Linked DNA regions of Mus musculus: all the other regions are linked to region 2. The links are chromatin loops, found by intact Hi-C in ENCODE. Cell type or tissue: heart. All regions are shown on one strand.

Region 1 (8,000 bases), 80 kb before region 2:
GAAGCTCCAGCGTGCTCCCGATAGAACGGAACCAGCTGGAAGCTCCAGTGTGCTCCCGATAGAACGGAACCAGCTGGAAGCTCTAGTCTTACGTTCTTTCTTTCGATGACGTGTTCATATGGAAGTACTGCCAGGGTGTGTGTGTGTGTGTGTGTGTGTGTGTGTGTGTGTGTTGCTATCCAGTACTGACCTGCACAACGCTAATAATTGCACCGAAAGGGAAAAGCAAAGGTTTGATTTCAGAGGCATGTGTTCATGTCACTGCACCAGCGTTACTGGAAAGGTTGGTAAGCCCCTATCTGTACTCACTTGGAGTTTTTAAAAACAAAAAATCATTGCTTGAATTGTCATGTTATCACTCACTCTCGTATCTATTTTGACAAACTAAGGACTGACCTACTGAAACAGGAGGAAAAGTCCTTTGCTGCAGGAAAGCTCACTTACAAGGCATCTCAAATGCCCTTTAAGATTTCTAAAACTCTTTTTTTTTAAATATGTGTCTAGGTTTGTGTGTGTGTGTGTGTGTGTGTGTGTGTGTGTGTGTGTGCAGGCGCACACATGCATGTCTGTACACAGGTGTCCACAGAGACCAGAAGACAGCATCAGGTCCCACAGAACAGCAGTTACAGGCAGCTCTGAACTGCCTGATGGTGGGTGCTGAGAACAAAACCCGGGTCCTCTGCAAGAGCAATATGTACTCTTTACCCATGAGCCACCTCTACAGCCCCATCAAATGCATTTGGAAGCTGTTATTGACACGGTTTTTGAGTCTGTGTTGTATGTTTCTGAAGCTTTGGTCTGAGCATGTACACATGAAACACAGAAGGGAGCCTGGAGAGATGAGGAGGGCGCCTCTCACACCACTTCTGACTGCATTGGTCACAACCACCTTGTGGGCATCATTATGGCGACACAAATGGAAGACTAGGGCATCCCTCGTCAGGAGGGAGCAAAGCCACAGCTCACCGTGGCCCCAGGCAGGGAGGCCCCTCCCACTGGACTCTCAGGCATTTTAAGAGCTCACAACTAAGTGCTACGCATGGGGAGTCTTGTTTCCAGCTGTTGGTCAGGGGAGTCCAAGAAGACTCCACAAACAGTACAGGCTATGGCTGTTCCTCATGGTTGCCTCCAGAACTCAAAGGTAACAGCCTACTGCTGAGACAGCACACACTTCGGCACAGGACTTGGAGGAACTGAGCTGGAACTGACCCGAAGCCTCCTCCCTGAGGCTCAAAGCGCACATCTACAGCTGCACTGCTAAACTCCCAGCGGGGGAGATCAGTCTCTAGCCCTACACTGCTTCTTGCAGCCAACATGACTTCACAAGTGATCAAAATACAGAAAGCAGTGTGTGTGTGTGTGGGGGGGGTACTCAACCACAACTGATACATCTACAGCACAACCCCTATCCTGCAGGCTCAGGGAATACAATGGGAGAGGGGCCAGAAGGAATGGGAGAGCCACAGGGAGGACCAGAATGGCTGCTGCAAGACAGTGTCTTCTGCATGGGACAGGGAAGCTGCATCCATGACATCTTAACAGCATGGCACCTAATCAAGACCTGACCAGGTGGCAAGCCAATGAAGATGGGGGGGAATCTCAAAAGGCCCCACTCCTAGATAAAGACCTACAGGCGACTGACAACTGCTGAACGAGAAAAAAAAATCAGTCTCGTCCAGGGATGAGAACTCGTAAAATGTCCAATCTCCAGTGGTCGGCCCTAAACAGAAATGCATACAGATAGGAAGAGTACTCAGCAGATAGATAGATAGATAGATAGATAGATAGATAGATAGATAGATAGATAGATAGGACAGACAGAATTGTTTTACAGGCCATATGTGGGAGGGGCCATGAGAAAGAGAGAGAGAGAGAGAGAGAGAGAGAGAGAGAGAGAGAGAGAGAGAGAGAGAACTGAAGAGTTGTGAGTCTGAAAGGAAGCAGAGGAACTTGAGAAGCATTGGAAGGGAAAAAAGAAAGGGTAAAATTATGTAAATACAATACATGTGTACAGAATTTTCAAAAACTAAAATACTACATGTATGTGCATATGTGTATAAAGACATTGTGTGTGTGTGTGCATCTTTTAAGATCCACATGTTCAACAAAAGTTTTCCTTCCACATTTATTCCCTTCTAAAGCACCCTTACAATTACTTTCCAGAAGACTTTTTAGCTAGAATTTTCCTTTATTCAAAGATAAGCAGGTATGACTCCACAGTGTTTTTTAAAGGGTTCAAAAAAAAAAAAAAACTCTGTGTGTGCGTGTGTATGTGTGTGTGTGTGTGTGTGTGTGTGTGTGTGTGTGTGTGTGTGTGTGAGACTGGCCTGTGTGTAGGTCATGTAGGTCATATCCGCATGGTTGATGCCCATGGAGACTAGACGAGGGCACCAGATGCCCTGGAACTGGAGTTACAGATGCTTGTGGACCATCATGTGGATACTGAGAATTGAACCTGAATCCTCTGCAAGAGAAAAAGGTGCTCTCAGGCGATGAGCCCTCCCCACCCTGCCACAGTGAACTGGAGACTGACACCTCCCGGACATCTGCCACGTGCTCCTCCTCCTCAGCATGTCTGTTTTACTTTTTTTTTTTTTACCTTGTACATACTGTATTTTTAAAACTGCCTCATTACCCACACAAATCTTATTTTTAAAAATCATCCCCTACTGATAAGCATCTCATCTTTCAACTTTGATTCCTGGCAAGTTAGATGTCTGTGAAGGCCTGCTGGAATGGCCTCACTGCCCTGTAGGACTGAGAATTACCTCTTGCCACTAGCGCTAGCCCTGCCTTCAGGCAGCGGCAGGGTACAAACGCTGGGGAGCTGGCCGGAAGTACAGGAAGCAGGCCCCTGGTCTCACACACTTCACAACAGCAGCACACAAGTCACATCCTCTCTGAGTTAGAATGGAGGCTGCCTGTATTTTTAGGATTCTATTTCAAGGGACTGAATGAATGGTTATTTTGAGACATTTACATTTTTTTTTAAAAACTGTTTTAAGTACTTTTTAATCCAATTTGATTCCACCTATTTTCATTATCTAGAAAATAGAATGAAAGATACTTAAACCAACTAAACAAATACAAAATCATTTAATATATATATGTGCATGTGTGTGTATGTGTGTGTATACACGCATATATATATATATATACATACACGCACACACATACACATATATGTATATAGTAGCAATTTGAGTGAAAAAAAAAGCAGAAAACAATTTTGCTGGTGAAAGTTATTAATTCTGCTTTTAAAACAGCATTTTATAGCAATCCCCAGACTTCAAAACGGACGTATTTAATAAGGCAGTTTTCTCCAAGGTTTTTGTCTCCTACCACACAGAGCTGAGCAGCCCAGCGCCAGCTCAGTCAACCACTGCCCTGGGGCTTCACTTAGTTCAAGTCCACTGGAATCAAGGTCACTGGCTCCAAGGGCAGCATATACAAAATCCTACCCACATGTTCTAGCTCAGCCTGCCAGGGAACCTAAGGGCTGCCTACTCAGTCTATTTCTACCACCAAATTATCATAATTACATGTTTACTGATAAGAACTCTTCAGTGACCAATGGCTGTGCCGGGACTACACTGGCGAGGCATAGACATTTCTGCTATTCTAAGCAGGCTACGCCGGGAGGAGAAAAATTTAATCAAAGAAGAACACTTAGGCCACCTTTCCTTTTTAGAGCATTAACTTAACAGCAAGTAGTAGGGACGTTTCACGGCAACCTTACACAGGTCCAAGACAAGGCAGCAGCAGCACACTGCCCGACTGGGCCTCAGCCTTCCCAGGCCCTCAGCATTGCCTGCTAGTTCCCACTGGGGTCTTGTGCCCCCCCCAAGCCTTCACCCCCCACACCACCTCCGCCCCCACCCTTCATCACTTGAGCTCCACAGAGGTGGGCTGGCGTGTGTCTGCTTGCTCGCTGGGAGCAAGCCATTTGGGCTGGTGACCTCAGGGCGATTCATCAATTAAATTCTTTCTGGAGTGTACCAGTCTGTGTTTTAGCACATTTCTGCACACGCTATGCAAACATTACTAATTCCTGAAAATGTTTACTCGCTTCAAAAGAATCAAAGTCATTCTTGCATGGACATGTTTTTAATTCTTTCCAGTACATATAACTAGGAGAATTCATTAAAATTCAGTCCTCAGTCTTCAAACCTGTTCTGCCCTTCAGCCTCTTACAGCTGCCGCTTCTTTCCTTTATAGACCTGGGCACACTCGCCACTCTGCATAAACAGGGTTAGATGGATGTGTCCTTTAGGGCCTGACTTTTCTAAGTGTCATTTCAAGGCTCATCCGTGTGGTAGCATGTAGCAGTTCTAAAGTTCGCTTGCGGTAGTTTACCGATGAAAGCACATTCCTCACGGATCCAGGCTTGAGTGGTTTCTACCGTGAGGATTTTATGAAGAACACTGCTGTGAACTCACCAGGAAATTTGTGCTTGGCCATGTCTTTAATGCTCTGGAGCACACATGGCTAGGAGAACAGCTGTGTTACATGGGAACTCAGCTCAGCCTGGAGAGAGAATCTGCCCAAGCTGCTGCAATCGGGCTGCGAGACTGAACTTTCCCACCAACGCTAGGTAAAGGTTTCAACTTCTCTAGACCTTCAGGGACACTTGCTACCACATGCCCTTTAATAGTCACCCTAGCAGATGTAACGTGCAAACGCACAGAAAGACCCATGACCTAAAGCATTAAGACTGTGGAAAGGGAGAAAAAAAAAATAAGTGTGCTTCCTGGGGGAAGGATGCAATTAAAAAAAACAGCAATATTCCCAGGGAGCCACTCGTTCTGCAGCTGACCCGACCTTGACCTTCCACAGCAACGCAAACACGAAGGTTACTTATCACCGCTCTGCAGAAGATGCTAAGGGCGCTCAAGGTGGCTGGTGCCAGACTTGGGACCAAGGGTGCTGAGAGAGAGAGAGAGGGAGAGGGAGAGAGGGAGAGAGAGAGACACGAGAGAGCATATGCGCATGCGCCTGGGTAGCACATGCCTCGCTGCAGCTGCCATCAACACCTTGCCCCATTCCCTACTTCCCTTCGGTGCAAGAACGAACGTTATCACAGCTGCTCCCACTACACTGGAATTAGCTCTAAGCTTTCTGGCAACAAAGGCAGAGAAGTAAATGTGATAAATGTCAGAACTGGTACTAAAATGAGAAGAGCTTCCCATTCTCTGGCAGATATTTTCCCCTAAAAATAATCCCCCTTTCTCCTTAATAGCTCCTTACAGCAGGGGAAAAAATTAAGCAATACTAATAGACAAAACTTATTCTTCGTTAGAAGCTGTACCTTTCATAGTTATTTCATAACTACTTTTTATAGCAGCGGAGTCCAGGGCCTTGCACTGGGGCAGGCTGAATGGTGGCGGCAGAGCTTCCGAGAACTCTAAGCCCAGAACCTATCCCGCCTCGCTGTGCTGAAGAAATGAATCCCGTGTGCTCTGTTGTGTGTGTTCACCTAGCAGGTGAAGAGTGGCGCCAGCCAAGGTCCCTGCTGTTAATGGAGTCTCACTGATGCAGGTCCATGAACTGATTACGGACACACAGCTGAACGCCCAACACCTAACCTTTTCTGTAGAGACCCAGAACCAAAGCGATTACAACACAGAAGTGACTGCTCAGGGAGCCCGTAGGTCTGGCACTAGGCTCACATCTATCAGCCACTATAGGAGGTGAGGCCAAACAGGAGGCTCCCAACCCGTCCATGAAGAATAAATATACTTCAGCCCGTCTGGAAAGACAGGGCACTGGATGGATTTTACGGTACATTTTTATGAAAGGCTTTGGAGTTCTCTGCTTGGTCCATGCACAGATCTACACCACAGCAAAATCTGAGTAGCGCACGAAGATACAAAGGTTCATGGGCTATCTGAAACTCAGATTTAACTAAAAATGTCTGTCTCGGACTCTTCAAAGCTCAAGCTGGCCTGACACGAAGATCATCAGAAACCACCCAAGCACTGGCTATCGGTTCTCAGAGCGGTCTGGGAACACTTCCACGGAACTCACTGGAAGCCCAGAAAACAGGCCTGGAGAACCACTGCTACACAGCTGAGCTGTAGCAGTCTATAACAAAAGGGTGCTCCCCATACACCTACAACATACCTCTATAGTCCTTACATTTATTGCTTTAAATACAATACATTATGCACCGATATTCATGTTAAGAAATATGACAGGTTTTATTTTGTAGCCCTAGGTGGCCTGAAGCTCACTACGTAGAGACCAAGTTGGCCCTGGTGGTCACAGAGATCTTCTGCATCTGGCATTAAAGATGTGCACCACCACACGCTGCTAACATTTTATTAAAAATAAGAAACTTTACAATGTGTGCTCCTACCCCCCCTGTCCTCCACACCTAAGAAAGAGTACTAGGCTACCGATGCTTATCAGCTTTATTCACTATATTCGGGTTCAGCACAGGCGATGCTTAATCATGCCAAACATGTTGCTCTATATTTGGTGACAAAACAACAGGCAAGGAGTTCCTCTCACTTCCTGACTGTAAGATGAAAGAGGACGGCTGCAAAGGCAGGTGTATGTATTATGTTTTTGTGCACTGTGTAAACGTTCCACCACTATGTGAGGGAGAGAGGGAGGGAGACTGAAATCTGCCACTAGGAGATAAGAGAAAAGAGTACTTTAAGTTCAACCTGGAGAATGGAAGGCCACAAATACAAGCATCATTGGGACCTTGGATGGGAGGCAGCCAGATTAGTGTATGGGGTTAAGATAGATCATTAGACTGCCCAGGAATTGGGGTGAAGCTTGAAAATAAAACTTGGTTTCTCCGTGTTGCTACTGAGAACTAGCTAGGATAAAGAAATACAGCCACAGTATTAATTTACATTTATATTAGAAATAACATTTACAGGCAGGGGCATCTGTTAGGTCACCATGCCAATTTTTACATTTTCGTCTCTTACGGAAAGGTCTTTGTTAAGGTTCTATTGACAAACTGTCATATTCCCTCCCTGTTTTTCTTCCTTACAGAGTTTGAACATGTTTTGCTTAGCTGCTCTTATTTCTTCTCAGGGAACCCTCTGTTCTGTTCAGATCCCTGGCCTATTTTTTAACTGGGCCATTTTCCTGACTCTGTTGTTGGAGTTCTTTGTATATTCTGGATACTGATCTTCTATCAGCTGGCATAGTTGCCCTCCCACTCTGAGAGCTTCCCGTTCGAACAGCTGATTATTTCCTTTGTTGTACAGAAACTTTCTCATTTTATGAGATGTCCTTTGTCCAGTGTTGGCTTCAATTCCAGAGCAAATGGGAGTCCAGCATTCAGTTCCCAGCGCCCATCTCAAGCAGGTCCACGGAGTCCAACACCCTCTTGTTGACCTCCTTGGGCACTCAACAAGTACATGGCATAGACAGAGATATAGGCACGCGCGCGCACACACACACACACACACACACACACACACACACATAAAGCTATGGAACAAAACGAAACTTTGAAGCAAATCAGATTTCTTACAAATAAAAACAAAACAAAACAAAAAAACAAAACAAAAAACAAACAGCATCACAGTTTATAACCATTAAGATTTAGGGACAATTGGGCATTAGTGAAATAGTTCAGCGGGTAAATACACACTTTGCTAAGCAAGAATGGGTATCTGGATCCCAGATTTTATGTAAGAAACTGCCTGTAACCCCAGAGCTGTGCGGGGTGGAGAGCGGAATCACTGGCAATGGGTCAGTGAGATCCCGTCTCACAGGAACAAGAGAAGAGAGAAATACACGACAGAGCAGAACACCACAGTCCACTGTCCCCTGGCCTCACACACGCGCCATACACAGGGGAGCACAGATGAGCAATAAATTAGAAGACACAGGAGCGACCGAACGCACGCTCAATCGCAAGGCTGACCTTGCTCTTTCTTGAAGGTGACAACAGAAGACTGGGTGAGGCTGATAAACGTCCCTTCCTCCCTGGCACTCACAAGCGCCAGCAAGAACTTACTTTCCAATATTCT
Region 2 (8,000 bases):
CTATAAAGCAGGCGGTAATCCTAACATCTGCAGAAAGTAAGGCTGGTGGAGAGTACCCGAGAGACAGAACCCTGTCTTCAACTATCTAAATCTAAATCCAACATGTGCTATGCTGTCCCTACAAGACAAGGCCCAAGGAGCCTTGGTAAAAGATGACCAAAAGGTCACATGAATCCAGATGAACCCAAGGAGAGGGGTGTGAGAGACCGAGAAGAAAGAGGGCATCTGAGAAAAAAGCAGGCCGTGGGGACAAGACAGGTGGAAAGGAAAGTCAAAGTTGGAGACCGGGAGAACAGATGCGCCATCCCTCAGAACTAGAAATCCAAGGAGAAATAGCACTTCCAGCGAGAAGACCTGACTGAAGCATGACTAACTGGCTCTGAATAGGGATGGCAGCCCCTTGCCAGAGCAAGCTACAGGGGCTAAAACTGAAGTCATATTCATGGCAAAAGTTCACAGAGTACAAGAATTACTTCAAAGGTGGCCAAGTGCCTTCTAGCATCTTCCAAGGAAAGACAAGTTACTAGTTACTACAGACTTGTAAGTCGGGTCACAGGAAGGGAAATCCGATGACCAAGAAGATAGGCAGTCTTCTGAACATGAGGACTCGCTCATTGCTGCTAGGTTCTTTGGTTGCAGGGACTAGCACTTGAGGGCCTACGATGTACCACACAGTGGCCTAGGTTCAGCCATGAACGCCCCTGCCCTTGTGGAGGTAACGATTTAGTTGGGTAGACAGGCAAGGAACATGTAAGCATGTTTGAGCCTAGGTCATAAGTACCCTAGAACTAGAAAACAACTAATTCAGGATCTGAGAAAGAATGAGGGGTGGGGGGACTGGTGTTTGAAATACTTCCATCGGACAATCAACAGGTTAGCTAAAGGCCAAGAGGAGATGACAGAAAATTCTAGAAAAGTAACTGTCTTGAGCAAGACCTCCTGGGCACGGGGCTGGGGCTCCCGTGCTTACAGGGGAGAACAGAGGCGGGCAGGCACTTCAAGGAGGTAAGAGTGAGATTGTTAGTGCAGACAACAGAAGAATCTAGTGAAGGGACAGCTGAAGCCAGATGAATCTAGCAGCAGTCAGACAGAATGACTGTCACCCAACCAAAGGCAAGCTCAAGACAAGGATCCTGACCTGCACTGCGGAGAAGCCACCACAATGCTCGACTGCTCCTGGGTCGTACATTAGGTAAGTTATTACCAACATGTCTGTGGCTGGCGGGCCACCTCATACTCACATCAGTATTTAAGTCATGTCTCCCCACAAGACTGGGAACAGCTCATAAGAATCACAGCTTCTTTAATCTCTATATTCCTAATAACTAGTAAGGAATGGTACCGCAATAAATGTTTAACAAGGCCAAGTTTAAGTCACATGACTCAAAAAAAGGAGGGACTAAACAGCTCAGGTTTCATGGGTGTGAGAAGCAGACAGGCCAGACTCATCCTATGTGTTCAGTGTGACTGCAGTTGTCTGACACTTCAATACATGGAGGTAGCCAAACACTGCATCTAACAAAGTGCAGAGCCCTGAGGAAAAATCACTGCAATTCTGTGTCTCAATTTGTAAATGAAAATGCTGGAGCAAATGAGAGGTGGCAGACCCTTCAGTGGAGTGTAGGTATCTATCATTATCCCAAAGCCTGTTGCCCAGGTAGAGTGTATACCTACCTTTCGGATGTGCTCCCAAATTACAGGCAATGAACCAGACAGCGGTCATCGCCAGCACACCAAGAACCTTTGAAGCCTTCCAGCAAGAGGGGTGAGATGGTGGTGAGCAGACAGGCGCTTGGAGTTAGAAGCCAGACGCACCAGGGAGCGATAGCCATGAGTTACGAGTTCTCCAACATGAACAATGGCTAGCCCAAGGAAAGGCTGAGGAAACAGACAGACTTTCAAGGTAGCTGCTGTTCCTGTCTGGCATGTACAAACCCAACAGTCTGGGTGAGATGAGACAGAGAGGAATCCATTTTACAGGACCTTGATTTAAGGCTATTAGAGCAATACTTAGCAATAAGGAAGGCCATCACCCATTGGTTTCGAAATGTTTATTTAGAGTATTTACAGAATGCCATCAGACCTAATTTTGAGTCTCTGAGTTATCATGTACCATCTGCAGAAATACCTGACACTTCCAAAACTCTGAGTCTCTACGCCAAGCAAAAAAAAAACAAAAACTCCAGCATTAGAGGAAATCTAACAAACTCCAAAAAGGAGTGAAAAGCCAATCCAACCCAAAGAAATCGTCCAATTCCACAATAAACACAAAGTCTACAGAAAGCACTGCAAAGTTTATAGTCAAGAGCTTTTTACTAAGTCTTTTAGTAACTTTATTTCAAATCCCTTGCAAAGCATTAGGCAACATTTGCTACATTTCAAAAATTATACAACTTAAAGCAATGAGCTTCCCACTTAAGTAAAACACAGCGAAGCTTAAAAACCAGATCATGTGTTTGAAAATGCCTGCAAAATAATACATGCCTGAGGGATCTGGGTGGTTTTCCTACTGAATTAAATTAAGGGCTGGGAGGGGTGCTCTGCAGAGATCCGAGTGAGGGTAATCTTTGTGATTACACAGAGGAGGCCATGGGAACCAAGAAAAGTTAATTCAAGACGAACTTCACTCGAGATGTTGAGAGAAACACACTTGTGATTTTCTAAACTCTGTCAGCACTGGCGATCGTTATCAGTCCGTGTTCCAACAAACCAGACATCTGATCAGAGTTTCTTTGAAAATGGCAGGACATCATCAGCGGTAACAAAGGACAAACAAGGTACTTGCATTCCGAGGCTCGGGCCTTTAGGCTCTCTCCGGGCCTCCCAGCGGACTTCCATTTCCTGCACCTCTGGATTGCCACTGGCTTACTTCCTCCTTACACCTGGGTAAAGGATGCGTCCTCCTTAACAGTTAAAGCTAGAATCCCGAGGCAAATTCAAGGGTTAAAAGTTCAGCGTCTAACCCCAGCAGGGCCTAGAAGCACAATCAGTATCTGTCACAGGCCAAGTTCGGTGCGGCAGATGATTAATTTTCATAAACAACTCTGAAAAGATATGGCATTAGTGATAGGACAGACCCAAGCAAGCTCTGTGGTGGCGGAAAGGCAGCAAGCAGGGCTGACTCGCAGCGGGAGCCACTACACACGTTCATCGCAGTTCCAACCACGCAACAGGTCCACGCACGCAGTGCACCAGCGGCGGGAACCTGGGCACCTGCAGCAGTTCTCCTCCTGCCCAGCACCCCAATGCGGCCACGGGGCTACCGAAGCGGACCAAGCGCCATCTCTCCAGGGCATAGCCCACAGAGATAAGGCCCGGAGCACATTCCTTACAGATGCCAAGATATACTAAAGCTTACTTTCGCGCTGCTGGGTCCCCACATCCTCTGGGACCTGCGTTAGCCCAAAATGAGGAGCTCCAAGCCACTAGCTGGAGAATTGGCTGCTAGCCGATCGCCCCGGGGCGTGATGGGGCGCATGGTCGCCCCCAGCTGGGAACAGTGTGAGCTACCTGGCTTCTCACCTAACCGGCATTAGTTCCCAGACGTGGATCTAAGCCACTTAGTGGACCAGAACGTTTCTCCACTAGCCATGTAACTACTTGTTAAATACCAAGTCTTTCGGTATAAATGAAAAACAACTTTTATTGGAGGATGGGTTTAATCGGGAAGCAGGGGAGGGGGGCACAGGGAGGGCTGAGGGCAGTAGTGGGACCCCGCTGGCCAGAGTCTCCCAGAGCGAAGCAGTCAGCGGAGGAGCGCACGGACCCGGCCACCGCGCCAGGTGAGGCGGGCACTCACCTCGGGGAGCTCCCGGAGCTGGTTGGCGTCCAGCAGCAGCTCCTCCAGGCTGCGGGCATAGCGGTAGATCTCCTCGGGGACGTAGACCAGCGAGCAGTGGCGCTTGTCGATGGCCTCCACATGACGGTTGCACCGCCACAGGGGAATGCAGTGGAACATCGCCGCCTCCACCACCAGAGCCGTGTCCCGCCGAGCCGCGGAGCCCGGGGCTCGGAGCCCGCTCCGCCCGGCCGCCCCGCTGCTCCCCGCCCGCCGCCCGCTCCAAGCTCGTTGCTGGCTCCAAGCTCGCTCGCGCCTCGCAAGGACTCCACCGTCCCGAACGTTCTGAGGAAGCCGCGGGAACCCTCGCCGCGTCCCGCGCCTTCGCCACAGTCGCGAGCGTCCCCTCCCACCGCCCCCTCCGCCGCGCTCCGCTTCCTACTCGCGGCCGCCGCGCACTGGGCATGCGCACTCGGCGGCACGCAGAGGGCGTGTCCCGGCCGGGGATGCTCCGCTCCGGGTTTTCCTGGAGACCCGGCTCCCGGGAGGGTCGGGAGACGGTGCTCCTGCGGTCCTCTCCTCCGCGGGGAGTCGCACAGTGTGCGATTCTGGAGGGAGCCGCGCCCCAAAAAGCTCCTAAGGAGGGCAGGGACCGAAGGCCAGAAGGAGCAGAACAACTTCGGAGTTTTCATTTTACTCACCGTGCTTTTTTTTTTCTTGCTCCCCTTCCCCAAAACAACTTTCTCTTCCGGGGTCAGGAAGTACCGCCCCGCCGAGTACCTTGAGCGCGGGGTAATGAAGGAGTCGGTTCTGGCTTTCCGACACCCCCTCCTCCTAACCCCCGTTTGTGCCCTGTGTCTGCGCACACTCGCTGGCAGGCCCTACGACCTGAGAGCATCTTTGGTGAGCAGGACTTATCTGAGATGTACGTGTCACCAACTTCCTGGTGCCAACAAAAGCATGGATGTCCGTCTTCAAAAATCTTCTAAAAGATGCTCCGAGAAGAAAGGAGATGGCAAAGGTGCGCTTCAGCATTAGCTCCACCTTAGCCAGATGTGCTTTGGGGGCTAACCTGGGCTGAGGTACAGAAAGCACTGGTGCAGGAAGGCAGATGAACCTCCAATAGCTGGCTCCTGTATTTCTTCAACAGCACCCTGCGTCTTACAAAGGGGAGATTGCAACCCACGCTGTAGTTTGGGGCGGGGAGCCCCAAATTTCTTCCTTTGCTCCTCAGAGGTTCCCGTTACCACAGCCAGACATTTGAACCCCTTTTCTTCTGTTTTCAGAGTCAACGATACAAACTAACCAAACTCACTCCACATGAACAGTTGATGACTCCGTTTTAGGCCAAATACAATAGCTAATAGACTGTTTTAAGAGTCTTCTCTGACTCCCCACCCAGCAAAGGAAGCCTTATGCTCCCTCAGCTCAAATCTGGAGTCACCAACATCACAATATGCAGAAGATTGAAAATTGAGCTTGCTTAGTAACCAAGGCAGAGTTTGCTCTGAAACTTTTTTTCATTGTCTCTTCAGTATTTTTAACTGCACAGGGCACTTGCCCAGGGGGAGAGGGGGAGAGATACATAAAGGTTTCGTCTCTATCAGGAGGATCTCTTGTCTTGATTGATGAAGGAGGAAATTTGACCTGTTTTTACCTCAGGATTATCACCTAGACTTGATGGTTACAGCCAGTACCTAATTCCTGCCACTATGCTGACTTCACTTTTTAACCTGACTTGGTGCCTGCATTCTTGAGGCGGACTTTGAGCCTCCACTCCTCCTTCATTCTTGCATTCCAGAAGTGTGTATAAAGCCCATGTCCTGCCACCTCCCATGAAAAACTCTGATTCCTGATTGAGACATCCAAGAAGATACGTCACTAACTTTGTGGGTTTTCCAGCTGGTTTTTTTTTTTTTAAGTTATAGAAAGCTGAGCTACTCAGTTTAATGTTGTTGTATTTTGTTTTGTTTTGTTTTTCAGAAATACACTAGGTTGTTTTAATAAATGATTAGTATGTTTTTAACATATGTCTGGTCTTTTAAGGATTCCAACCTGAATAAGCATTCCTTATTCTTCTCTGTGTTGTGATCGTGTTTCTTCTTATGTCTAAAAACATTGTGGTTTCTGAACAGCTTACCTGCTTTGCAGATCCTGAAAACTACCGAAATCCACATGACTTAACTATCAGATTTGAATCCCGGCTACTCTGTGTTCTAGTTAGTTTCCTACTGGTGGGATAAATACCATGACAAAAAGCATCCTGGAGAGGAAAGGATTTGTTTGGCGTACATTTCCAGATCACAGACCATCCTTCAGGGAAGCCAAAGCAGGAATTCAAGCAGGATGGGAACCTGGAGGCAAGAACTGAAGCAAAGGTCATAGAGGAATACTGTTTACTGGCTCGTTCAACTTCTTTATAGCACCTAGGACTAGTCTATGGGAGGTACCAACCACAGTGAGCTGTGCCCTTCCAATTAATCTTTAATCAAGAAATTGCTTTACACACTTGCCTGTATGTCCATCTGATGGAGACATCTTCTCAATTGAGATTCACTCCTCCTAATTGACCCTACCCTGTGTCAAGTTAACAACTAACCTCCACTGGGAGATGAGGGATTATTTGGCTTGAATGTCAGGATCACAATCTTACCCTTGGGGTAAGCGAGGGCAGGAACTCAAAGTAGGAACTGAAGAAGAGATGATGGGGGAGGCGGGGGAGTCTTGCTTATTGACTTTCTTTCTGTGCTTTAGTGAGCATGCTTTCTTATATAACTCAGAACCAACTCCCCACTGGGGGCACATAATTCAGGAGTGTTTGCTACATAACAGCAGATAATAAATGTAGACATGATTCACCAGACACATGCTAGATACAGAAATGCAACAAAGAAAACATACCCCTTCCCCTGAGAGAATGAAAAACGTGCAATTAATGGTTTGTTATTTTATTTCCTGACTTTTATTTGTAGAATGGTATAAACATTACATTTTTAAACTACAAATCCAAAGTGGCATCCAGTAAGCTGGAAATGACTGGGAATTCAGAAGTGCAGACATGTAAATTTTAAAATGAGCACAAGAAACCACTATCTAGCCACTGGAGTGTAAAACAAACCAACAAACCAAAACAAACCACTCAGGATCCTAAGTGTTAGTGAAGATACAGTGCAACAAGCACTCAAGCACTGCTGGCAAGAAAGTAAACTGTTGAAAGCAGTATTTAAAACAATTTGAAGATTCTTTGTGTCTGCTGTAATGATCCATCCATGATGTAAGTTATTTATCAATATCCATCATAATTTGGTTAATATTAGTCAAAACTTTGAAACAACTAAATATTCACCAACAGATTAAAAGTGTAGCCTGTAGAAACAATGGTATAGAACTCAACAATAGAAGAAAATAAACTAGTAAACATGTTAACAAATAAATATATCTCAAAAGATCATATCCATAGAAGAAGCAATGTACAGAAAAGTGCATAGGATAGTACATAATGTATAAAATTATTTTTTAAAATTGAAAACTAATAAAAAATGATAACAGCCTAACTCAGTGGCTGTGTGTGGAAATGGATGAGGGTCTGGGATGGCAAATGGCTCGAGAGAATGTGGGAAGTGATGGAACTGTTTATACACAAACCTGCAGACCTGAGTTTGGCTGCTCGTCACCTATATAAAAGCCAAGTGTGGCTGCACATGCCACTAACCATTCCGGCTTGCTTGGCTAGCCAGCAAAAAAACAAAAAAACAACAGCACACTACAGATTCAACAATAGACCCTGTCTCAAGGGGATAAGGAAGAACAAGAGACGGGACATCTGATATCCCCTCCTAGCCTCCTTACAACAGGAGTGACAGGATACACACACACACACAAATAAAATATAGGTAAATGTATCCTACAGGCAGTTGTAAATTAAATCCTAGGCTAAGAATCACATTATGGTAGGTGGTAACTAAGTATCTGCCACATGCCAGGCACTGGGTTACATTTCTGGGAAACAGAGGGAGGGCAGACCTTGGAGTCTCCTGGAAGAAAGGCCATTGTCAAGGGAATGGTATCAAGATAGAAGCTATTATGGGATAGAGGGTCGCTTTTCCTATTCTAGAAAATCTATCAAGAGGCTGACCTTTTCATCTTGGAGAGGAGCACAGGAGTGACCCTCTGAGGATGTATACACAGATCAAAGAGCTAATCAAATCATATGCAAAGCTGG
Region 3 (8,000 bases), 120 kb before region 2:
CCACCACATCTAGCCTTCAGCACTCCCAGCCTTCCCTTTGGGCACTCACCCACAGGTGAACACAGTTCCTCCTTCTGTTAGTTCTTCATCTACTGCTGTTAGCACATGCTAACAAGAGCCGAAGGGTCAGCAAGTGGGAAGGGAGATGGAGATGTTCTTATGCCTACGTAAGGGGCGGGGAGGGGGGGTGAGGGGGTGCTGTTAACAAACAAATTAAAGAAAATCCTGGGAAATAAAGAAGACCTGTCAGGGTCACATAAGATTTCTGTGTATTTGAGCAATGGTTCTCTAGGTGTGGCCCCAGATCTGCTGCAACAGCTGGGAGCTGGCCAGGGAAGCACGCCTGCTTTCATCTGCTCCACTTTTCATCTGCTGAATCAGGGGTTGTGGATAGTGATTGGCTTCAGCATGCTAGCAGGTGATTCTGATGCAGGCTCAGGTTTGGGGACCACAGTACATTACCACCTCCAAGAAGACACTACAGTTGATACGTGGTTATCTGAGTGGGTGAGACCAGCTCTGGGCACTCGGAACAGTAGCACATGGGGAAGTGGGCAAACAGCCCTCATCTTTCTTGCAACTCACATTGCGCTAGTGCCTCCCAAACTGCCAGTAACTACTAGGAGGCTAGCTAAGGAGAAGAAGGAACCCTGTCAGGCTTCACTCTTGTGCCTAGGTTTGCTGTGAGACTAGAATGGGTGGTAGTTAATTCGCCTAGAGTGCAGTCACCACAGGTGACAGACTGAGTATCAAACTAGGTGTCAGGGCACATTGCCTTTACCTGCTAATAGTCCTCAAAGGGAGGACAGGTAGCCGAGTGGAGAAGTCAGGCCCCTCACCTGACCATCTTTCTACACGGGCACCACTTTCAGGCATCCAAGAAGGAGCCAGCATGAATAGGGGTCGCCTTACTGTCAGCTCTCGGCATCTGCTGCCATCCCTCCGAGGGAAAGGGAAGCAAGCCCTCCCATGATGTCGGTGGCAATGTTCCCGACCCTCAGATGTTCCAGAATGACTAAATTCGCAGGCAACCCTAACCCAGCAGACCCAGCCCACAGCCCATTCTCGAAACTTCCCAAACTAATACCGAAACTCACCGCACCCATTATGCCTCTGGGCCAATGGGCAGGACAAAAAAAAAAAAATCAGGAAGAACTTTCAATGCCTGGACAAGTAAGCCTGTTGTTTTGCTTTTCCACGCAGAGCTGAGTTAGGTTTAAACAAACACGCACTCACACCTCCGGGTGGTTGAAGAGCAACCAGGAGCAGCCCCCTCCCCCATACCCCGTGGGCGAGCACCAGGCAGGACGCACACAGGACAGATGAGCCCACTTCCGGAGAATATTTTCTCAGGTGTTCAGGGTGGCCCAGTCAGGCAGCCTTTTTCAAACTGCTTATTAGAATGGGCATCTTTGTGAGTTACTTGGAGGGGCCGTCTGAAGCGATATTTATATTCTCTGGGGGCATGCAGTATCTGATACAGGGTGTCATCCCACTCCACCCCAGTGCCAGTCTGGTTTCTTGGCTTGTGGAGACCGCATGAAGCTTTCTCTTTCTACCCATCAGGCAGCAGAGCTGGGTTCAAGAGAAAGTTAACAGACGGGGTTGTCACACAAACTTTCTGTCTTGTTTCTCTAAGAAAGTCTCTGCATAAGAGCGATACGGTTCATCACAGCAAGCCTTTCGAAGCCTTTTGAAATACCAGCAGTCGTATTTCTTATCCTCCAAATGCATGAAGGTCCAGAGACATCATGCAGACCTCCTAGTGCCCACCTTCTCTCCAAGTAGTGATGATTTAAAAAAAAAAAATCTGAGTGATTGGCCTGCTCTAGAACCTGTCGATATTTCTAACACATTAGTTCTCTGAGAGAGCAGGTTTGTTCCTAAGCTGTCTCCAGTTAACATGGAAACATCAATTTGTTCTGGTCACGAACTAAGCAAGGAAGTTATCTCCCGAGCTCCTTAGGATTTGTACCATTTGAGAGGGTTGAGTATCAACCCCGTGGGGATTTCTGCGGCACGTAAGCAGGATGCCTTGGTGTGTGGTGCGTGGGTGAGGTAGACAGCTAGGAACAAATGAACCGCAGGCACGGCATATATCGATTGCGGTTCCATGCCAGGGTTCCTCCATAATTTAGGCCTGCCTCACCTTAGTACTCAAGGCAGAAGCCTCCTAGCCACGGTACACGCAGCTCTAAATGTAATTGCAGGCTCGCAGCCGAGGCCGGGAGAGGGCTGGAAACGAAGAGAAAACTGCAATCACAGATTCGAGTCAGCAGAAAAGCGGGCTTAAATTCCAACTCTGATTTATGGCTTGACCTCGGGCTCGTTTGCGAAATCACCGGGATCTTAATTCATGTCTTTGCAAAGTGCAACTGTGATCAGCTTCACTGGCCATGCTGGAAAAGTGACGGTTTGGTCGGCTCCGTGGGAGGGCATCGGGATGCAGTGGGCCATGTGTCTCCCTACCTAACTAGGCACGCAACCCATCATTTGTTTCTAAGTTGAACGTTGATGCCTCAAAAGAGATGGGGAGGGGAGAGATGTAATAGACTCTTGCCTGTCACAGTGACTGCCCTGCCTGCTCTCAGGGTTTAAAATTACACCGTCCTTCTGGCCAATAGGCAAAAGCAAAAACTCTCCCTGCAGTCCTCGGAGACACAGGCTCCCTGGATCAGGTTCTTCTGGTTGGTCTCCCTTTCCAGCCAGCAGTCTGTCCTTACACAAACACCCAGCAGTACGGAAGGGCAGCTCTACCCTCCCAGCTCAGACTACTCTAGCCTGTGCTTTGTTTCCAGGGTTCCCCCCCACCCTGCCTGATGTTCGTTTGCAAGCTACCCCTCCCCTCCCCCTGCCCTGTCCACATCCACTCAGGCACAGAAGCTCCTTTGAGAAATGAGACAGAACACAGAATGTGAACAGGGAGGAGCTGATAAATCCTGGGTTAAAGCCGAGATAAGGGAGAAAACGAGCCCCCACTGACCCAAACTATAAGCTCAGGCCGCGTGGAAATGGAAAATATTCTGTGGGAAAGGGGAGGTTTTCCTGGATTGGGTATTTAATGTTTTCTTCGTTGAGACTAGTCTTATCTTGAGCCGTTCTTAAGTCCAGTAAAAATGAGGAAGTTTGACAGAGACCGTTGAGAACCTCACCAGTAACTAAACTAATTAAAATGCATATATCAGAATTAATCACACCGGTGAAGGCCTGTAATCCTAGCACTAGGGAGCAGAGAGGCAGGAGAATTGCCAGTTTGAAGCCAGAAAATCTTTGTTGGGCTAAAGAGCAGAAAGTCGCCTTCATATAACTTGGGGGCCTATATTTAGAACAGTAGAAGAGCTCTTAGGCAAAGTTACCAGCAGTGTGTGCTCCTGAGAACGCTGACTGCCCGGCTACACACTGCTAGGCTAGGTGGTACGGACTGCAGAACTCCTAAAGTCATCACGGTCATGGTAGCAGGGGCTATAGTAACAGCAGCCGTCAATTTCCTGAGAGCTTGTGCTCCATATACTCCACTTAGTCTCCTTCTAAGCTATTAGAGGCTAAATCACTTAATCAAACCCACGTGGAATGGCTGGGATTCAAAACCTTCATTTTGTTGGCATCTTGATTCTGAAAAAAAAAAATTAAACCCAAAATGCTATTTTAAAGAGTACACTTAGGCCCTTTCTTTCTCTTCCTTCCTTTCTTTTAAGCACGCACGTGGTCTTTTCCCTGGGTGTGTTTTAAAACATGATTTCAGACCCTTTAAAAGGAGTCTACTGGTCTTGCACTGATACATGGTGAAGGTGGTAGGCGGCATTATCAAGACCCATCATATAATTCTGCTTTTGAGCGCCTTGGATGCGCCGCAATCAGAAGATGAGGGCTACTTTAAAACACTGTTTTAACTGGCTCTTTGGAACATGAAGCAAGTTGACAATAACTGGTAAAGTAAGATTTCGGCTCTCCAAGGACGTCTGTCACCTATATTCGCCCGCAGCTCTATAGCGGAGCCTGTAGCCACACACTAGCCAGGGCACTGGTGGCGCTCAAGGAGAGGAATTTCCACAGGGCTAGGACCAGCTTTTCAGAGTCACTTCCTGACACAGGAATATTCTTTCCCCTGGTATTCATGTGTCCATTAATTATGTCTTCATGGGCAAGGCAATCTCCCAGATGATGACAGACAGGCCGCTGGGCAGGAAGGCTGATGTTTCTGCCCTCACAGGTAACCAGCTGATAAAACTCTGAAGAATTGGCTGGTTGCCAGCATTCTTCTAAAACTTCCAGAAGAAAACCAAGGAGTAGGTAACAGTCTTGCAGTTTCTTTCTGGTGTGCACGATCACTTCCACTATTTCTTTGACTTCAGCTCCTCTATGGTTGTGGCCTTTGTTGTTTTTGCCACTTTATTCAGAGATAAAGCCCCCCCTGCTAAAAATAAAAATAAAAAAATATATAGAGAAAAAAGAAAGAGGAAAGAAAATGTTGTGGGAGGAAAGGGGGTAAAAACGTCTTACAGACGTCTTTTTCTTCCTGTACCTGTTATTCCCCCCAGGCACAGAAGTCAGTGGAAGACTGGACTCCACCCTTTCCTAGAGGAAGTGAGGAGCATGGAAAACTGTGAGAGCCAGTGCTGCCCATCCTCACTCCCAGCCCCAGCCAAAGGTCGGGAGCTTTGGCTACTCTAAAGGAAGCTTTCACTTCCTTCCCCTTCTTAGAAAGGCTGGGTATCCTCAGGCTGCGGCCGTTGAGGTGGTGCTGACTCCACGATGGAGCCGAAGTTTGGACCGGCCACCCTGAAGTTTAAGAGCACCACCGAGTCAGCAGACATAAGCCATCAAGAGGGAACAAAACCTCTCAAACCCCAAATTCACATCAGAACAAAGCAGGCAGGCGGACATGACATAAACAGGCTGAGGGAAGGAAAGGAGAGAAGTAGGCACAAGGCATTTCCTACAGTCGCTAGCTCTCCTCCTCCACTCTCCATGGGTCCCTATCTCTACCTCTATCTGTTCACCAAGGCCAAGCAAGATAAAAGAGCAGCAAATGGCGACTACCGGCAAATGGTGACCTTTAGAGGGAAACCATGAACGAAATAACACTGGGAACTGTCGGTTAGTTTTTCAGAATCAAATGGCTCTCTAAAATAAATTCCCTCTGTTTATCTGCATAGAATTAGTCCCTGAATTACCAAGACTGATTTTCTAGGCTTTAAAATCAGGATACGTCCAATCCTTAGAATGGAGGAAAGACAATGGGTCCCCACTGTTAGGAGGCGCAGCTGAAAAGCACCAGATGCCTTGTACTCTCACCTCCGAGGTTTTGAGAAATGTGCATGCACAGGCGCAGGCTGACTCCAGGCCCTGAATGCACACAAGATGCATGGGTACTGCATGGGCTTGGTTGGAGATGGGTTTCCATGGAGTCCAGCTGGCCAGATGCCTCAACTCACAATGATGAACCCACACTGAAGGCAGCCCTGGGGCTCTGCCCTGTGTGGAAACACGACTTGTAAACAGGGTCTCATCAGGAGCTATTCAAAACTAACTGGCTACAATCTAGACACTTAGTGGACAGAAGTCCTCTGTGTAAGAACTGTTTTTGGCTAGTATTTTGAACACACAAAGTAACAATTCTTAAAAAGCTATGGCCAGTGTCCATGATGAGTTTATTTCACGGGGAAATCCCCTCCCCTGAACCCCGGTGATTTCCCCCAGACACCACAGTGACTGGCACTCTGCATTTTTCTCTTTCATCACAGCACACGTAAAAAGGAAACGACAAAAACACAGTAAAAACACCCCTTAAATTAGATTTAAAAGTAAATCTTGAAGCAGTGTTTTGTTATGCTTTGATTAGAACTATTTACAGATCAAAGTGCACTTGTATAGAGATAGCAACATTTCTATTACGGTATAGGTGACTTTTGCTTTATTGTGGTCTTTTATCTGGATATAGAATTTTTAAGCTTCCTTCGGCAACAGTCATTCTTCTGTGACACGTAAGTCATGGATCCACTGAATTTCTGGACCAGTTGTTTTTCTCTCTGTGCTTTTCTGCTGTGTGCTGTTACCCAGGTGGCCCATGCCTCTGGAGCAGGCACAGCCTGATGCTGCACACACCCGAGCTGAGTCAGGACGAGGGGGAGCGGATGCAATGACGTAGCGCGAGGCTAATCCTTTGGTTCATCTTGTCGAAGAAATCACTTGATGAAACTTACAAATCACTGATAAATTCATCGTTCTGGTTAACAAACAAGCCAGCAGATTACCGATTAAAATGTGCGACACCGATTTAACAAGACCACACCCAGGCGCCCATCTTGCTGCTCAAGGATGCCACTGTTTGCAGCCGCTGTGACAGGACAGGATACAGTAAGGCACGGAGTGGATGGTACAGGTAAAAACCAATACTTTAGGCCTAATTTGTTTTTCTGCACAAATACGAAAATATGTACCGTCTTCAAGATAAAATAACAAAGAAATACATAATTTTTTGTTATGAAATACCTATACAAAATTTTAAAATTTACACCATCTGAGCTGCCAAGAAAGGATAAAAAAGTATCTTTTTTTCCCCCATACATAAAGCTTTCTCTCTCTCCTCCGTAGGTCCATAAGAACTTGGGTTCCGAATGTCCAGCACTCAGTGGAGGGAAGAGGGTCAGAACCCCCTTCCTGCTCTCTCTAACCCCAACACAAGACAAAAACGAAGGTCAGGTGTTGACAGTAGTGTATTCTACTTATTAGGAACAACTGATATTGAACAGAATTAGGACGGGAGGCTACTGGTACGCGGATGGACTGAGGGATGCAGAAGGCACTTGGTGCAAGAGCAGCATCCTGGCAGAGGGATGGTGGACGCAAGGACGGCAGGCAGGAGGCTCCTCAGGTGCACAGGAACATCTCTACAGCAGGGAAGACACAGCAGGTAAAACTCGGAGGTCAATGCTACACCGATGTGGTCACGCGCTCAGCGGCGTGGTTGACCTCGTTTTTGTTTGAATCCAGTCCTTTGGCGGCATTCATGTCGTTCCGTAAATTCTCCACCGTCTTTTTCATGTTCTTTAATTCCCCTGGGTGTGGAGTGGCTCGCCTCTGAAGTGTTCTCTGCAAACAAACAGAGGCCCGAGTGTTTGGGTTTTATCCACTACTGTTTCAAAGCACGCAGCTTTGAGGCATTAGCATTCCAACACAAATTTTACAACTTCAGAAATCCGAGTTCCAGGGGAAACAGCTTTCTTCACAGCTATGTGTACTCATGAGCTGCTCATGACTGAATATATTACTTTTAGAATAAAGGAACACATTTTTAAAAATTAGTATAAAGTGATAATAAGTTTCTATGTGTTCATGGAAAATAACAAAATTTAAGATAGGGCTATGGAATAAAGTAGAAATTTTTTTTTAAAAAAATGCCCTAAATTTAAATTTGCCCTAATGCTCTTTAATTATTCAGAATAGCTCTGGCTTCCTTCACCCTCCAGGCTTGGGAGCTGAAAAAGAGAAAGCCAGAGAGGAGGACTTCATCTGGCATGACTGCTGTGCGCCATTCATTTGCTGTTCTGAGGAGAGTGCGTGCTCTTCTAGTAAAGACCACAGTGCTGAGAAGTAAGTAATAGGACTTAGCAATTTGTAAATTTTCCTATTAGTTAATCTATGACCTGCTCATTATCTCATAAAGCAGCATTTACATCTTTCGAAAGACATGAGCTTAACAAAGAGCACTTCTGAGGTAGTAAAACCACCACTGAAATAATTACACTCTGAAATGTCTGTGGTGAGCATTAAAGAAATTCTGACTTTGAAGTTCTCATCCCTAGTGCCCATCTTGCTCTCTACTAAGACACACACACACACACACATCCATCCTACCAGCCATCTGGTAACAGCTGGACTAATAAAGATGGCAGCAATCATTTTAAACCGGTCTTAGTTTAAAATGATTAAACTGCAAGCCCCACCCCATAAGCACTGCTGGGAAAACCCCAATTGGTACAGAGAATTCAGAACGCCAG

What was found. Hi-C counts contacts between places; a loop is a spot of excess contacts. Peaks named below come from ENCODE experiments on the same cell type or tissue, not always from the same donor. Only the 100,000 strongest peaks of a DNase experiment are listed, where the experiment ranks them.
Region 1: it touches region 2 in a loop (3-fold over the local background); 6 of 42 quality-filtered maps call a loop at or near these places.
Region 3: it touches region 2 in a loop (3-fold over the local background); 12 of 42 quality-filtered maps call a loop at or near these places.

Annotation. Positions count from the first base shown.
Region 1 is chr9:77,460,571-77,468,570 of GRCm38, forward strand. It overlaps Lrrc1 (leucine rich repeat containing 1), which reads right to left. Exons shown (of 14, transcript NM_001146048.1): 4 at 7,988-8,000. Among named protein-coding and RNA genes, the nearest start is that of 5730403I07Rik, 65 kb to the left of the region's middle. In heart, no CTCF peak of the experiment used is centred here; a DNase peak (open chromatin) is centred at 3,471; H3K27ac peaks cover 4,015 bases.
Region 2 is chr9:77,540,666-77,548,665 of GRCm38, forward strand. Lrrc1 (leucine rich repeat containing 1) reads right to left here and starts at 4,187. Exons shown (of 14, transcript NM_001146048.1): 1 at 3,800-4,187. The coding sequence starts at 3,958. In heart, a CTCF peak has its summit at 3,497 (motif pointing left); DNase peaks (open chromatin) are centred at 3,276, 3,456 and 4,266; H3K4me3 peaks cover 3,010 bases; H3K27ac peaks cover 2,576 bases.
Region 3 is chr9:77,425,189-77,433,188 of GRCm38, forward strand. It overlaps Lrrc1 (leucine rich repeat containing 1), which reads right to left. Exons shown (of 14, transcript NM_001146048.1): 14 at 5,635-7,092. The coding sequence ends at 6,934. Among named protein-coding and RNA genes, the nearest start is that of 5730403I07Rik, 30 kb to the left of the region's middle. In heart, no CTCF peak of the experiment used is centred here; DNase peaks (open chromatin) are centred at 2,703 and 4,573; H3K4me3 peaks cover 712 bases; H3K27ac peaks cover 3,128 bases.